Linked DNA regions of Homo sapiens: region 2 is linked to region 1. A link is a loop called in an ENCODE intact Hi-C map of the cell type or tissue named here. Cell type or tissue: MCF 10A. All regions are shown on one strand. Region 1 has its middle 51 kb from the start of NRN1. Region 2 overlaps FARS2 (phenylalanyl-tRNA synthetase 2, mitochondrial).

Region 1 (8,000 bases):
GTTGTGAAACTACAGCACATCGGGCCGGGCACAGTGGCTCACGCCTGTAATCCCAGCACTTTGGGAGGCCGAGGCAGGCAGATCATGAGGTCAGGAGATTGAGACCATCCTGGCTAACACAATGAAACCCTGTCTCTACTAAAAATACAAAAAATTAGCCAGGTGTTGTGGCAGGTGCCTGTAGTCCCAGCTAGTCGGGAGGCTGAGGCGGGAGAATGGCGTGAACCCAGGAGGCAGAGCTTGCAGTGAGCAGAGATCGTGTCACTGCACTCCAGCCTGGGCAACAGAGTGAGACTCCATCTCAAAAAAAAATAAAAAGAAACTACAGCACATCAAAGACAAAGAGAAGATCTTAGAAGCAGCTGGAGAAAAAAAAGCGCTGTTTACTTATAAAGAAAAATAGTTGGACTAATGGATGATAGAACACAGTGGAATAATATTTTTGAGTCAACCTAAAATTCCGTATGCAAACTTGGAATTATATAACCACTGAAACTGACAAGAGTAAGAGTGATAGAACTCTTACTCTGGATATTAGTACATCCAGAATTTACAAAGAACTCAAACAAATCAGCAAGAAAAAAACAATCCCATCAAAAAGTATGCTAAGGACATCAATAGACAATTCTCAAAAGAAGATAAAATAATGGCCAACAAGCATATGGAAAAATGTTCAACATCACTAATTATCAGGGAAATGCAAATCAAAACCACAATATAATACCACCTCACTCCTGCAAGAATGGCCATAATCAAGAAATCAAGAAAGAATAGATGTTGGCATGGACACAGTGAAAGGGGAACACTTTTACACTGTTGGTGGGAATGTAAACTAGCACAACCTCTAGGAAAACAGTGTAGAGATTCCTTAAACAATTAATAGTAGGCCAAGCGCAGTGGCTCACGCTTGTAATCCCAGCACTTTGGGAGTCCGAGGTGGGCAGATCATGAGGTCAAGAGATCAAGACCATCCTGGCCAGCATGGTGAACCCCCCACCCCCGTCTCTACTAAAAATACAAAAATTAGCTGGGCGTGGTGGCACACGCCTGTAGTCCCAGCTACTCAGGAGGCTGAGGCAGGAAAATCGCTTGAACCTGGGAGGCGGAGGTTGCAGTGAGCTGAGATTGCACCACTGCACTCCAGCCTGGGCAAGAGTGAGACTCCGTCTCAAAAAGAAAAAAAGAATTTAAAGTAAATCTACCATTTGATCCAGCAATCGCACTACTAGGTATTCACCAAGAGAAAAAGAAGTCATTATGTGAAAAAGATACTTCCATACACGTTTATAGCGCACAATTTGCAATTGCAAAAAATATGGAAACAGCCTAAAAATCTCATCAATCAACAAGTGGATAAAGAAAATGTGATATATATGTACCATGGAATACTACTCAGCCAGAAATACGAATGAAATAATGGCATTTGCAGCAACCTGGATAGAATTGGAGACTATTATTCTAAGTGATGTAACTTAGGAATGGAAAACCAAACATCATATGTTCTCACTCACATGTGGTCGCTAAGCTGTGAGGACGTAAAGGCATAAGAATGCTACGTTGGACTTTAGGGAATTGGGGGAAAGGGTGGGGGGTGGTGAAGGATAAAAGAGTACATATTGGGTACAGGGTACACTGCTTGGGTGATGGGTGCACGAAAATCTCAGAAATCACCACTAAAGAACTTATTGATGTAACCAAACACCACCTGTTCCCAAAAACCTATGGAAAGAAAAAAATTTAAAACAAAAAAACCTTTCATCCCCAACAGCCAAATGTAATGGAGGGACCTTGTTTGAATTCTGACTACTACCCCCATAAAAATTAAACTTTTATTAAAAAACAAATAATAAATGATACAAAGAAAATGTTAATTTTGTTAGGTGCAAATAATGGCATTGCAGACATAAGAAAGTTAATATTTTTAAAAGGTGCATACTGAAGTATGTAAAGATGAACTGGCATGAGAAATGGGATTTGCTTTAAAATATTTCAGCAAAAAAAATGAAGGGATAGAAACAAGTATTGCAAAATTGTGATACTTGTTAAATCTGGGTGACCAGAATATGAAGGTTTATTCTATCACTCTATTTTTGTGTGTGTTTGAAATTTTTCATAGTAATTTTCTTTAATTCCAACCCCACTTCTCTTCCAAGAAGCGTCTCAGTTGCCATTTAATCAGATGTCAATAGATTCCCAGACAAGGCTTGCTTACCTAGGTTAAGTTCCATTCATCTCCTTGTCTAGCCTAGCCAAGACCCAACACAAAAAAATAACATTTAAACAAACACACTGCTCCCTAAATCTTTGCTTACCTTATTATGATAAGTTTACTGAGGAGTAATTCATGAGGTACATTGATTGTTTTTCAGAAAGGTAAAACCAGGTGCATTCCATCCAGTGACAGACAAGGTGCCATTTTCACCACACCTTTGCCAATGTGGGTTTGTCATTTCTTTTTATAAAACCTCTTATAGGTGCAGTGCAGAAAGATAAACAGGATTCAACTTGTCCCAACCAAGGGGAAAGGATGTCCAAGACAGCAGAACAGCCTCAGCAAGGCACAGAGGTGGGAAAATGTGTGATTTATTTAGTTCTATGTGACCAATTCATTCATTTAATACATATTTGCCCAGAGCCTCTATAATTAAAATAATTTAGTGAGATTAGCAGTTAAAGATGTGTTAGTAGCTAATTGAGCCTTTCTTCCTGATAAAGTAAGAAGAAATGAAGGGGAATTGCTTTTTTTTAAAAAAAAGGTAACATGAAAGGAGGCATGAAAATGATTCTTCTGCAGACTTTCTGGACTATCTGCAATCTTGTGGAGGCCAGCCTCCATCTTCTCCCCTACTTCCAGGCCTTCAACACTGCACTCTGATTACCAAAACTTTAGAACTATATCGAGACCGATGACATCCAACACGTTCCTTTTATCTTGTTACCCTTTCAAAAAGTGTCATGGTTTAAAGCCCTTAGTGCAGCAGCAGATTCTCTAACAGGAATTAATAAGCTCTTCTAGAAGAATTAAAAAAGCAAGCTCCCTTTTAATAGAGGCAGAGAAGGACGCATTCACTTTCCAGTTGGGCTGAATTTCCAAAAACTTCAATAATTAGATCCCATTCTCCACAAGTCATCATGTTTATCATGGGGAGAGTAATGCCTGTTCCAGGTTAATTGGACAGAAACGATGTTCCTCTTCTGTAGTCACTGTAGTCAAATTATCCCTGCATTGCAAAGCCTTATTGCTCTGTGTTAGGTTTAAAGCCGGATTTCTCAACTCTAACTGCTTTGCTGTGTTTAATACTCGGGTTGCTCCGATTTGCTCGTCTGCGGGCGTACTTGAACATGAAGGATTGGGAAGGAGGAACAGCAAGCAATCACCGAGGCCAGGAGCCCGAGCCAGGGCGGGAAGGGGTTTTCCCACAGCAACATCGCACTAGGAGGCTTTCTAGAGGGCGGTTTGAAATCCACGGACCTCGTGGGGAGCTGAAGCAGGACCTCCGCGCGCAGGAGCAGGTTTCCGGGCACTACACACCCAGGCTCATGGTAGGCGCCCGCAGCCCAGGACGCTGAAACTCCAGCCCCACGCCGCGAGCTGACCTTCCTGGGCGACGCCAGCTGGGTGCTTGGGGCAGGCACAACGGAAAACAACTTAAAATCAGAATTCTGGATTCTGGGATTTGAGCTATCAAAGTCATTTTCAAGAAATTCATATTCTTCCTAGAGAGGGGAAAATGCAGTAATACCCCCTTAAAAGCCAGAGTCTTCAAAAATGTTGCTTTTTCAATGTTGCTTTTCAAAAAAATAACCCCTGCTTTGCTTATTCCACACGTGTGTTGATACAGACGGATAAATATATAACAATGGATACTTGATTCACATGTAAGTGCGCTATCACACATAATCTCTCATCGTTTCGGATTATTACAATCTCTCATCCTTTGAGGAAGATAAAAGGTAAATTTCCAAAGGAGTTTTAAATAGGCAAATGGGCTATACGGCGTTATAGTAATATATTGTAATATAGGGCATGTATAATACTATGTAATACACAGACAAATGTATGCATAAGGACAGAGATACAGTGCCCTCTACTGGATCAAAGTGAACTTGATGAACCTTGCCTTTGAAAGAGTTAGTTTAACAGCCCTTCAAGAGGCTATCAACACCAGAATATAAGCCTTAAAGCTAGATGATTCTTCACATCAGGTGATTCTTCTTTGGTTTGCACTAGCAGCAAGCAAAACGCTCTTACGTTGTTTTCCAATCATCCATGTTTAACAGGATTATTCAAACTGACTCCACAAATATTCTATCAGTAAAGGGACATTTGACTGATGAATTTGTTGGAGCCATCTAAGCAATCCAGACTCCGCAGTTCCCAAACTGAAAACAAACTTTCTGCATTGTGTGCTATCTGAGCGAATCAGATGTAATTTTAAAAAACAGACAGACAGGAGTTCAAGCATAGTATCCATGCTCAAAAAGTTGAGCAATTCAAGACATTAGGCAAATTGAGAAGTATTGTTTTAAAAGCAGCATGACAGCGATGACTTAAATAATACAGAAATTATCATCCTGAATAATTTGTTCTTAAGTAATACAAAAACTCCATACGAAATACACATATGCTCCTAAATAAGCTGGTAAACAAAGCTCTATGTGGATTCCCAAAATTTTGGAATAGGGATTCTGTGGTATAGAAAATGATGATTTTAAATGATAGGAAAAGGCAATTTAAAAATATTAATAGTTTCTAAAACTCCACCCACTTCAGTGTAATGGGTATGTGCCACTGAGGGACAGCTGGACACCTGGAAAATGGCTACCATTGCACTGTAAGAGTCCTCTCCGCGTAGCACTAAAAATGTCAGTGTTTCATTTTACTAAGGAGACTTTGCCTTTCCCTTGTGTTGATCTGCATCTCATCTCCTGGCCACTAAGTACAAAGACCCACTATGTTAACCTTCCACACATTTTCAGAAACCGGACAGAGCTTATTATAGAAGTGCCGACACAGCCAAAGTAAGCCAGTTGGGAAATCAGATGCCTGTCTCCTTGATGCAGGAAATTCAAAGAGAAGATGTCAGGTTGATCGCAATCTCATCCCAACCTCTGCTGCAAAGAAGCATGGAAGAGGAATTTTCTAGAGCCTCTCAGCCATCCCTATAATTAGCATGGAAATTTGTGAATCATTCCTGGCAGAAGAAACATGGCTGGAGGTGAGGCCCACCCCCTCTGTCCGGGTTTCCCAGGGGAGGCTCAGGTAGTAATATGGTACATTTTCGCTCTACAGCTCAACCATTGTGTGAAAATGTTGACTCTCCCACGGAGCTCACTCCTGTCCAAGGTAGAATACAGTGAGGAAAGGCCACCAAGCCCTCCCTGGGCAGCGGTTCTCACAGCGTAGTAAATACGGGGGCCCCCTATGAGCTGTGGAAAATCTGGAGTCCACACCTGCTCCTGAAATTCTGGTTCAGCGGGTCTGGGAAAGAGCCCAAGAATCTGCATTTTAACAAGCCGCTAGCATCATCTGGTGCAGATGATCCATGGACCACACTTTAGAAACTGCCTGAAGAAGTGAAGAAGCATATTTGGCCAAATACTCTGACATCTTAAGACCTTCTCTTTATGAGCATCCATCTTCTAATGAGATCCTCATGGAATAAAAACTCCTTTGTACTGATTTCTGTCCTTGCCTAAATAGTATTATAATGAACGTAGCTATAACTTTGAAATTCAACCAGATGACAGGATACAGGACCTTCTGCCAGTGCAGACACCCCCAGGACACTTTGTGATCCCAGGCTAGCCCCTGCCATGCTTTTTATTTTCTCCATTGCTCTAGGATTGGATTTTCTGCTCCTGTCTTAAACGGACCTTCATTGATTCTTTGTGGCCAGACTCTTCTCCCTGCAGCACTGCAGAATATGCAGTCTCATTGCTTTCCCACACCTAGCCTGTCTCAAGAAGTGCACAAGACATTTGAGGGTTTCCTTGAAGCTTTATTATAAACAATGAGGAAGAGACAAGAGGAAAATAAATATGAACAGATAATTAAAGAGAAATATCACAGTCTTATGCAAAAGTTACTCCCAAATTCCAGTTTCCCTTTTAGCAGCTATGGACTCTATAGTAATAATGCCTATTTTATTGATTCTCTCCATGTTTATTTTCTTCCTTCTTTCCTTCCTTTCTTTTTCTTCCCTCTCTTTCTCCCTCACACAGACTTGCACTGGGCATAACACATAGTGGGCCTGATGGTAGAATCCACAAACAGTCAGCAGTGAGTTAAAGTTCTACAAAGCACCAAAGAATGGAGGCTTCCAGGTGAGATTTCACTAAGAGCTAGTATTAGAAGAGTCTGGGAGAAGAGTAGATTGAGCACATTGTGGGGAAAATGAATTCCCAACAGCAGAGAGAACCGCCACATACAAACCACGAGAAATCAAACATGTCACATTCTGGGAACCCAGTAGTTCAGCAGAGTTGGAACACAGAGTGCATTGGAAAATGCTGGAAATTACACTGGAATGGTAGGTCGGGTCAGCTCCTGAAGGGCCACATGGACTCCAGTAATGAGTGGGGATTTAGACGATAAACCATATGACTTTTCATAGCCTACACAGTTGGCACTTTTATAAATCTAATAATTTAAGGTCCATGCAAATGAGGGAGGAGGCAGGGTTAGTAATAACCATTACAGGATAGGAGGCATAAACCTGGGCTGTCTTGGGAGAAAGCAGATGACCACTCTATCCATAGGGTGTTGAGGCTTGGGTGATGAGGTTCCTTGATTCATATCTTCCTCCTCTTGGCGAGAAAGTCTTCATGTTAAGGATTTCATCCACTTTGGCAGCTAAATACCATCGGGAAAAATACTTCAGGGCAAAACCCTGAAGCGCTGTCTTCGAGTTCTTTTTTTCTTCACAAGGAAAGGCTCTCCTAGGCATTTTCTTGATTTAAAAGATAATAGCTTCTTGAATAGAAGGTTGGAATCTTTCAATATATGATTGATGATACTGACCGCTATGTGACTTCCTTAATCCATACTTTTAAAATTCTTCTATAGTGAACGAGAGCTTGAGTCCCTACATGATTTTAAAGATGCAAGGTATGTGACTTCTTAAATATGAAGAATGCCTTATGTGTTTTGAAAATTGGCTGCATTTTATATTAAAACAGAGTTCTTCAATAGTCTGCATTATCTTGGGAATCTAATAGTACTCACCTATTGCTATCAATATCATCATGACAGTCTGACTCCTAAATTAATTTAAGGAGCCAGTAAGAGGGATGGGTCAGTTCTCGGATCTGCTTCCCTTGGCTGGTGGGGCTGCAGAGGCTGTCTGCATCCTTCTTGGGCTGGAAGGGTGCGTATGACCTTCCAGCTGCCACATGGGCTCAGTCATTTTTCTGCTCATGAACAACAAGAAAAAAAAATCACAAATTAAACAAGTGTTTGGTATCGCTCCAGGGTTTAGAATGAAATATCTTTTTCCAAGGACTAAAGAGTCTCAGTGGCAGACATATTGTGATGTTATTTCCCTTTCAAAGCTCTTAATCCTTTTTTCCCAGTGAGGCAGATGTGTACTAAATGAACATTAGTTGGGTCCCACTCAGGGCCAGGTCAAGGAGGAGTTCAGCTCTGGTAATGAGAAAATACGACCTCTTCTGGATTTCTCTACAAAGGTCACGTTGTCCTGCTCTGACAAATCATTTTCATGTGGCCAATTATAAGAGGTGCTCTAGAACCATGATTCACAAACTTGAGATTGTATTAGTTTGTGTTCACTAGGCCTGTGGGGGGACCTGAGATTCAGAATTTCTCAAACTCCTGACCTCAGGCAATCCACCAGCCTCGGCCTCCCAAAGTGCTGGGATTACAGGCATGAGCCACCGCACTCAGCCATCAGATTCAATATTTCTAACAAGCTTCTGGATGATGCCAATGCCACAGATCCACAGACCACACTTTGAGTCCCAAGTGTCTCGAATATATT
Region 2 (8,000 bases), 640 kb after region 1:
CAAGATTGCGCCACTGCACTCCAGCCTGGGTGAGAGAGTAAGGTTCAGTCTCAAATAAATAAATTAATTAATTGTTACATTGACACATTAACAGAGATTTTTAAAAAAATCATTGGTAGTGAAATTATTTCTTGAATACTTTGATATTACCCCCAAAATACACTTTCTTCTTGTTTTTCAATCTATGATCTCAAAATTACTGTAGGTATTATTATATCTAGTTGAAAAAGCATCTTGACATGCTTCTTGTATTAAAAGATACAATGCCAAATAACTAGCTCAAAACTATGTTGAGTGTGACTTATTTCACATGTCAAGTATTAGAAGTCAGAATATTTACTAAAAATTACGTATTTTGTGTTATATATTAATAGAGGAGAATTTTCAGTAAGCATATCCAAATCATATGGATTCATTATGCATAAGACTAACTTCTTATTGGGGCTATAGAGGAAAATTAAGTGCATATATGAACTATATATCTAGTGGAAAATAATGCCAAGGTTTTTTTTCCTATTTCCTTGTGTCTTTTAATTTCCTAAACCACACAGATGAAGCTCAGAGCTTTTTTAACGGCTTCAGAACTCTGAGATTACAGCAACTGTCAAAAATTATACACCTCAATTTTCAGCCTAGAGCCACATAAAAGAAAGTATACTTTAGGAAAAAAAACCACACCTGGGTTCAAGCCTCAGCCTTCTACCATTTTTCCTGTGAAACCGCGGGAAGCTTACTTATCCTCTTTGAGCCCCACCTGCCTCTTCTCTACACCGTGGATAATGATTGCCCTCACCCAGTGGTTTCAAGAAAAGACCCTGTGGGAGCCCAGGTTTTCTCAAGAGGCAGCAATCCTCTTTGGAGATCTGGACACTGACTCAAATTTCTCCTCTGAATAAGGATGTTGAGTTTGTTCAAGAATGAGGAGAGCCCAAAGTCCAGAAGCAATCACTCAAGTGGGACTTCAGAAATAAGTAGAAATACCTCCAGGACAGTGACATGAGCCCAAATGGAAGAGGTATAGCAAGAATTCTAAGCCTGTCTCAACTCCAGCAGGACATTACCTGCCACAGGGATGGGGAAGGCAGCACTGTACCTCGCCTGCTCTGTGTACCAGCCTCCCGACTTCTGCACCTTTGGCAAGACCAGCCAGGGACACTTGCAGGGCGGGTGTGTGTGTGTGTGTGTTTGGTCTCTTCCCACCAATCCCTGAAGGGCCTGAGCACTCTGTCTGACATACTATAAACATTTAAGTAGACGTCATTCCATTCCATCCCACCTTCGTTAAGGATCTCATTCTGAATAAACATCACGTTCCATTTCCCTGATTTATTGACTCATTAAAGAGATTCTTCTGCTGTTTCCCATACCGTTTGTATTTAAAGATGGGACTTTCCTATCAGAACTGCCTTCCACAGATGGTAGAATCTAAATTTTGAAAGATCAGTGGCCCAAACTAGAGCATATACCAGTGATTTTCTACACCAAACCAGGGGTACCCTCCATGAATAATTTTTTAAAATTAACTGAACAAATATGCCATTAACCACTGGTGTTTGGCATTATTTTCAAAATAGATTTTCCCTCAGTTGACACCAGAAAAATAGTAGAATATAGTGGTCTAATATCAGGGTTGCCACTCACACTTTCTGAACAGCTAGTATCCAAGGAAGGAAAGGAACGTGGAAAGAAAAAGGAAGGAGGGGACTCTCTGGCTGGAAACAAATTCTTAAAGAGCTGGGATCATCCTCGATAACCACAATCTAACCACGGGAAATCGTGCAGCCGCCACTGTCAAAGACATCTGATGATTCCATCTATTCTGCTTCTGTTGAAGACCCGCAACCTTTTGATAGAGCCCATTTTTTCATGATGTTTCAATAGTGCTCTAACAGCATTCTTTTATAAATTGTTTTGTTTTGAATAGGAAATATGTTCACAAGGTTCAAAATCAAAATACTATAACAGGATCCATCTCATTATGTAATAGGGCATGACAAAGAAGTCTCACTTACCTCCCTTTCCCATCTTACCCCAATCTCCTGGACCCTTACGGTAAACTCTCAGGGTTTCCTTTTTACTGCCAGATGTTAAGCCAATACAAATATCTGTTTCTATTTTCCTTCCTTTGTTATATAACAAGCAGCATAGTGTGTACTTTATTCGGCACCACGCTTTTTTCACTGAATGATGTGTCTGGAGGCCTCTCCACATGAATGCATAGAGCACGCCCTCAGTCCTTTTCTTACTCCTACCAAAGATTCCTGCATGTGGCCCACATTCATATAAGAAGTCTTACTGATACACACTTGGAGAATATTCAGTGTTGTGCTACTGAAAGCAATGCTGTGACTAAATACCCTGTTGAGTTGAAGAGTAAATGCTTTTATGATTTTAATAAATATTGCCAAAACGCCCTCGATAGGTGTTGTATAATATTTTGCACTAACATTAGCTCAATACTTTCCACAGGCGCCAAGGCCATAGAACTAACTGGTGGAAGAATACAATGAGAGTGTAGGTCCCAGACAAAGATCCAGGGCTTTGCTGATAAAAGAACACCAGCTCGACCCTCTTACGCAGCTCCCACTTAGATAAAGCAACAGTTGAGTACCCACAGACACGATTCCCAGGGCTGCCTTCCTTGCCCTTGCTGTTTACATCTCGTCTCTCCCCTAAGAGAAGAAAAGAGTGTCTTCTGGACTCAGTAAATGTGGCTGGCAGTCATAAGGAAGAGGAGGCACTTTTAAGGCCTGAAGCATCCATGTGGGAATACAAATACTGATTCTGTTTCCAAAGCCCACCTCACACGCAGCATGAAGTCATTCATGACCTACACTTCATCCCTATCTAGGGCCTTACAAACCTGGCAATGCCACCACTGTGACTCTTTAAGAGCGCCATATATATCCTATGCGTCCACACAACCATGTACCCTGGAGTCCAGCGCTGCAGAGTGCCAAGTGGAATAAAACCATTCCTACTACAAAGTTAATGGTAAATACCACCTCTTCCCTCTCACAGAGGGTAATAAAATCCTCCAGTGTGGGACCTCCCAAGCATACAGAAGATATTAACACTATTTCAGCCACAATGACTCCTGCTAAGACAAACACAAAGCAATAGGGGAAAAATAAAAGGCAGGCGATTTCCTCCACCATTGGCAATGGTATAACTGGTCCCACAGCTATTATTCTTCTGCTTGGCAGAAAGACCAATGTGTGCAAGTGCAGTTTCACACTGTTCCCCTGGGACTCCTCTACACAGGGATCCTTTTGACTAGTGCTTGGATCGTAAGATGATATGATCGTTTCTCTACCTCACAATGAAATGAGAAATGGAGTATGGCACAATTTAATGGGCCCCTCATTCTGAAATCTGGGTATGGGTTCAGAGGCACCAGGGTAAGTGATCACTCCCGTGCTCTCTATCAAGCAGCAGAGGGGACAGTCCAATAGCATCCCGGCCTCAGGCAGAGCCACAGCACAGCCCTTTGGTCCTCGATCCTCCTCGTCAACCTGTTCTCGAAGGAAACTATCTTCAGATCCCTGCAGGCTACACAGAGAGGCATTGTAAACAGAAGGCTCACACACCAGCCTCCACAAAGCTGGTCGGGTGGGGGACAGCCTGGATCTAAGAGCCAGCACAGATCTAGAAGCAAATCCCAGCTTTATCACTTGCAGCTGAGTGACCTCAGGCCAGTTACTTAACCTCGCACTGCTTCAATTTTGTCAAAAATAAGAATATCTCACAGAGTTTCTGTGACAATTCAGCATGGGGAAGTGTGTAAAAAGCCTAACACAGTACCTAGCAGCTCATTAACACTCAGTGGGTATTTTTTTTCATTGAATGTCATGAAATTCAGCTCATAATCTGAAACATCTCACTTTTTAATAAAATATGAAAAAATAAGCATGTCTAAATTGTGTTCCTGGGTAACTGACATTTACTGTTCATTTACTATATGCTGGGCACTGTGCTAAACACGTCCCATGCCTGCTCTCACTTCATGCTTACGCTGATGTGAGGCTGGCATATACACTGAACAATCGTTACTCTCATTCCCACTTTGCAGATGAGGGAAATGTGACTGCAACAGCTCACGTATCTAATCTCAGTTTACAGTAGAGAGTAAATGCCAGGATCAGAACCAGGTGTGTGGGACAGCACAGCCCCATGCTGCCCTCCACTGGAGCAGACAGTGCAACACCACATTAACTCAGCTTCCAACACAAAGCACACTCATGAGACCAAGAAGGCACGGTCTGTGTCCTTGTTCTCCTAACACACAACAGTGACATTTATGATTTAAAAAAAAAAGAGAGAGAGAGAGAGAGAACCAAACAGGCATAGTCTAAGTTGAAAGATAAAAGGTGATATGGTTTGGCTGTGTCCCCACCCAAATCTCATCTTGAATTCCCACGCATTGTGGAAGGGGCCCAGTGGGAGGTAACTGAATCATGGGGGCAGGTTTTCCCATGCTGTTCTCGTGATAGTGAATAAGTCTCATGAGATCTGACGGGTTTAAAAACAGGAGTTTCCCTGCACAAGCTCTCTTCTCTTGTCTGCCACCATGTCAGATGGGCCTTTCACCTTCTGCCATGATTGTGAGGCCTCCCCAGCCATATGAAACTGTGAGTCCATTAAGCCTATTTTTCCTCCCAGTCTCAGGTATGTTTTTATCACCAGTGTGAAAACAAACTAATACAGTAAATTGGTGCCAGCAGAGTGGGGCGCTGCTGAAAAGACATCCAAAAATGTGGAAGTGACTTTGAAACTGGGTAACAGGAAGAGGTTAGAATAGTTTGAAGAGCTCAGAAGAAAACAGAAAAATGTGGGAAAGTTTGAAATTCCCTAGAGACTTGTTGAATGGCTTTGACCAAAAGCTGATAGTGATATGGACAATGAAGTCCAGGCTGAGATGGTCTCAGATGGAGATGAGGAACTTGTTCGGAAATGGAGCAAAGTAACTTTTGTTATGTTTTAGCAAAGAGACTGGCAGCATTTTGCCTCTGTTTTAGAGATTTGTGGAACTTTGAACTTGAGAGACATGATTTAGAGTATCTGGCAGAAGAAATATCTAAGCAGCAAAGCATTCAAGAGGTGACTTGGGTGCTGTTAAAGGCATTTGGCTTTATAAGGAAAGCAGAGCATAAAAGTTTGGAAAATCTGTAGGCTGACAATGCGATAGAAAAGAAAATCCCATTTTCTGAGGAGAAATTCAAACTGGCTGCAGAAATTGGCATAAGTAACAAGAAGGTGAAAGTTAATCCCCAAGACAATGGGGAAAATGTCTCTGGGACATGTCAGAGGTCTTTGTGGCAGCCCTTCTCATCACAGGCCTGGAGGCCTACAAGGAAAAAGTGGTTTCATGAGCCAGGCCCAGGGTCCCCATGCTGTGTGCAGCCTAGGGACTTGGTGCCCTGTGTCCCAGTTGTTATGTGGCTGAAAGGGGTCAATGTAGAGCTCGGGCTGTGGCTTCGGAGGGTGCAGGCCTCAAACCTTAGCAGCTTCCATGTGGTGTGGAGCCTGTGAGTACACAGAAGTCAAGAATTGAGGTTTGGGAACCTCCACCTAGATTTCACAAGATGCATGGAAATGCCTGGATGCCCAGGCAGAAGTTTGCTGTAGGGGTGGAGTTCTCATGGAGAACCTCTGCTAGGGCAGTGCAGAAGGGAAATTTTGGGTAGGAGCCCCCACACAGAATCCCTGCTGGGGCACCACTTAGTGGAGCTGTGAGAAGGACGCCGTCCTCCAGACCCCTCCAGACCCCAGAATGGGTCTGGGGTCCACAACCAAGAAGAACCAGGAGCCTGCCTCCTGCAGGATGGCACACTGTGGGCTTGCGGCAGGAGGGAGGCAAAAAGCTTCAAGTCAGAGTCTGGGATGGGATAAGCTCCATGACGGTGCCAGAAGGAAGTCAACAGCTTGCACCAGGCACCTAGAAAAGCCGCAGACACTCAACACCAGCCTATGGAAGCAGCTTGGAAGGAGGCTGTACCCTGCAAAGCCACAGGGGCAGAGCTGCCCAAAACCATGGGAACATACCTCTTGCATCAGCAGGACCTGTATGTGAGACATGGCGTTGAAGGAGATCATTCTGGAGCTTTAAGATTTTACTGCCCCACTGGATTTCACACTTGCATGGGGCCTGGTAGCTCCTTTGTTTTGGCCAATTTCTCCCATTTGGAAAGGCTGTATTTACCCAATGCCAGTACCCCCATTGTATCTAGGAAGTAACTAACTTGCTTTGGATTTTACAGGGTCATAGACAAAAATGACTTGCCCTGTCTCAGATGAGATTTGAGACTGTGAACTTTTGAGTTAACACTGAAATGAGTTAAGACTTTGGGGCACTGTTGAGAAGGCATGATTGGTTTTGAAATGTGAGGACATGAGATTTGGGAGGGGCCAGGGATGGAATGATATGGTTTGGCTGTGTCCCCACCCAAATCTCATCTTGAATTCCCATGTGTTGTGGGAGGGGCACAGTGGGAAGTAATTGAATCATGGGGGTAGGTCTTTCTCATGCTGTTCTTGTTGCAGTGAATAAGTCTCACAAGAGTTGATGGTTTTAAAAATGGGAGTTTCCCTGCACAAGCTCTCTTTTCTTGCCTGCTGCCTTGTGAGACGTGTCTTTCGCCTTCTGCCACGATTGTAAGGCCTCCCCAGCCAGGTGGAACTGTAACTCCATTAAACCTGTTTTTCTTTCCAGTCTCGGGTATGTCTTTATCAGCAATGTGAAAATGGACTAATACAAAATGTAAACCTCCACAGGCCAGAAGCAAAACAGGAAGAGAGGATAAAGTGAGCCTGCTGGGCTTGGGGTCCACAACCAAGAAGAACCAGGAGCCTGCCTCCTGCAGGATGGCACACTGTGGGCTTGGGGCAGGAGGGAGGCAAAAAGCTTCAAGTCAGAGGCTGGGATGGGATAAGCTCCATGACGGTGCCAGAAGGAAGTCAAATACTGTCACCCAAATGCAGCATGGGGCTGTAGATCTAAGGAGCTTTAAGATTAGGGATCCAAGCCATAGGCCTAGGATCAGCTCCATCCCCTCATTGTATGGGTGCTAGACATCTGATGGATCCCTGGGAAATCTCACTCTGGATTTCAAGCCTAGAGAATTGGGTGGAATCACCTGCAAATCCACTTATAGGGTGAATAGTAAGAGACGGGGGATGGGGGAGAAGGACAGGAACGAAGAAAACAGAGAAACGGTAAAGAACAAAAAAACCTTCCTCTGAATATGACCCTGCAACCCAAAATTCTAAAACATATGGACAAATCTAATGCTAAGTAATACAGCCAGCAGAACAAATAATCAAACATTAACTTACCTCAGTTGAGATTATTTTTATGAAACAATCTGAGACTTTAAAATAAGTGTGTTTTAGATATCTTAAGAGATACATGAAAGCACAATTCACTGATGTGTTCTAGAAAATAAAATTCATAAAAATTCTGGTTTTGTAAAACAGATCTAAAAATGCATCTTTAGGATTGTATCCATCTCCCAGTCAAATTCTTCTCTGAGAAGGAAAACACCAGCCACCCTTTCAAAGAGTTCCTGTCACAAACATTAAGCTGCATCAGAAAAGAAGACCAAAAAAGACACAGAGAGTAAGTGATGAGAGAGATGTAAGAATATAATGAAGGCGAAGAGGGGAATGAGATGTAATAGAAAATTGCAGGAAGGAAGGTCCAGAAGGAGTAGCCAAACGATTCAAATGAAAAAGAGAAACTTCCACATCTGGACAGGATGGAATAATAAACCAGTTTTACCCTTCCATATGAAAAACTAATAATAATAATAATAATAATAAAAAGACAAATATATAAAATCACACCACTCAAAACAGAGGACACCAGGTGACCAAGGACACAGACCCCCCAGAGGGGTGAGACCTAAGGAGAACATGGGAGAGCCCAAAAGTCTCCTTGATTTGAGGAGACAGAGCCGGGAGTCTGGACAAGTCAGGATAGCTAGAATTCTCAGGGCAGA

What was found. A loop is a pair of places that touch in the nucleus more often than their neighbours do. Peaks named below come from ENCODE experiments on the same cell type or tissue, not always from the same donor. Only the 100,000 strongest peaks of a DNase experiment are listed, where the experiment ranks them.
Region 2: a loop joins it to region 1, with 15 times the contacts of the local background. A loop is called at or near these places in 4 of 110 quality-filtered maps.

Annotation. Positions count from the first base shown.
Region 1 is chr6:6,053,734-6,061,733 of GRCh38, reverse strand. No RefSeq gene overlaps it. Among named protein-coding and RNA genes, the nearest start is that of NRN1, 51 kb to the right of the region's middle. In MCF 10A, a CTCF peak has its summit at 4,084 (motif pointing left); a DNase peak (open chromatin) is centred at 4,093.
Region 2 is chr6:5,418,696-5,426,695 of GRCh38, reverse strand. The region is part of intron 3 of FARS2 (phenylalanyl-tRNA synthetase 2, mitochondrial); the gene reads right to left. Among named protein-coding and RNA genes, the nearest start is that of FARS2-AS1, 35 kb to the left of the region's middle. In MCF 10A, a CTCF peak has its summit at 4,189 (motif pointing left); no DNase peak of the experiment used is centred here.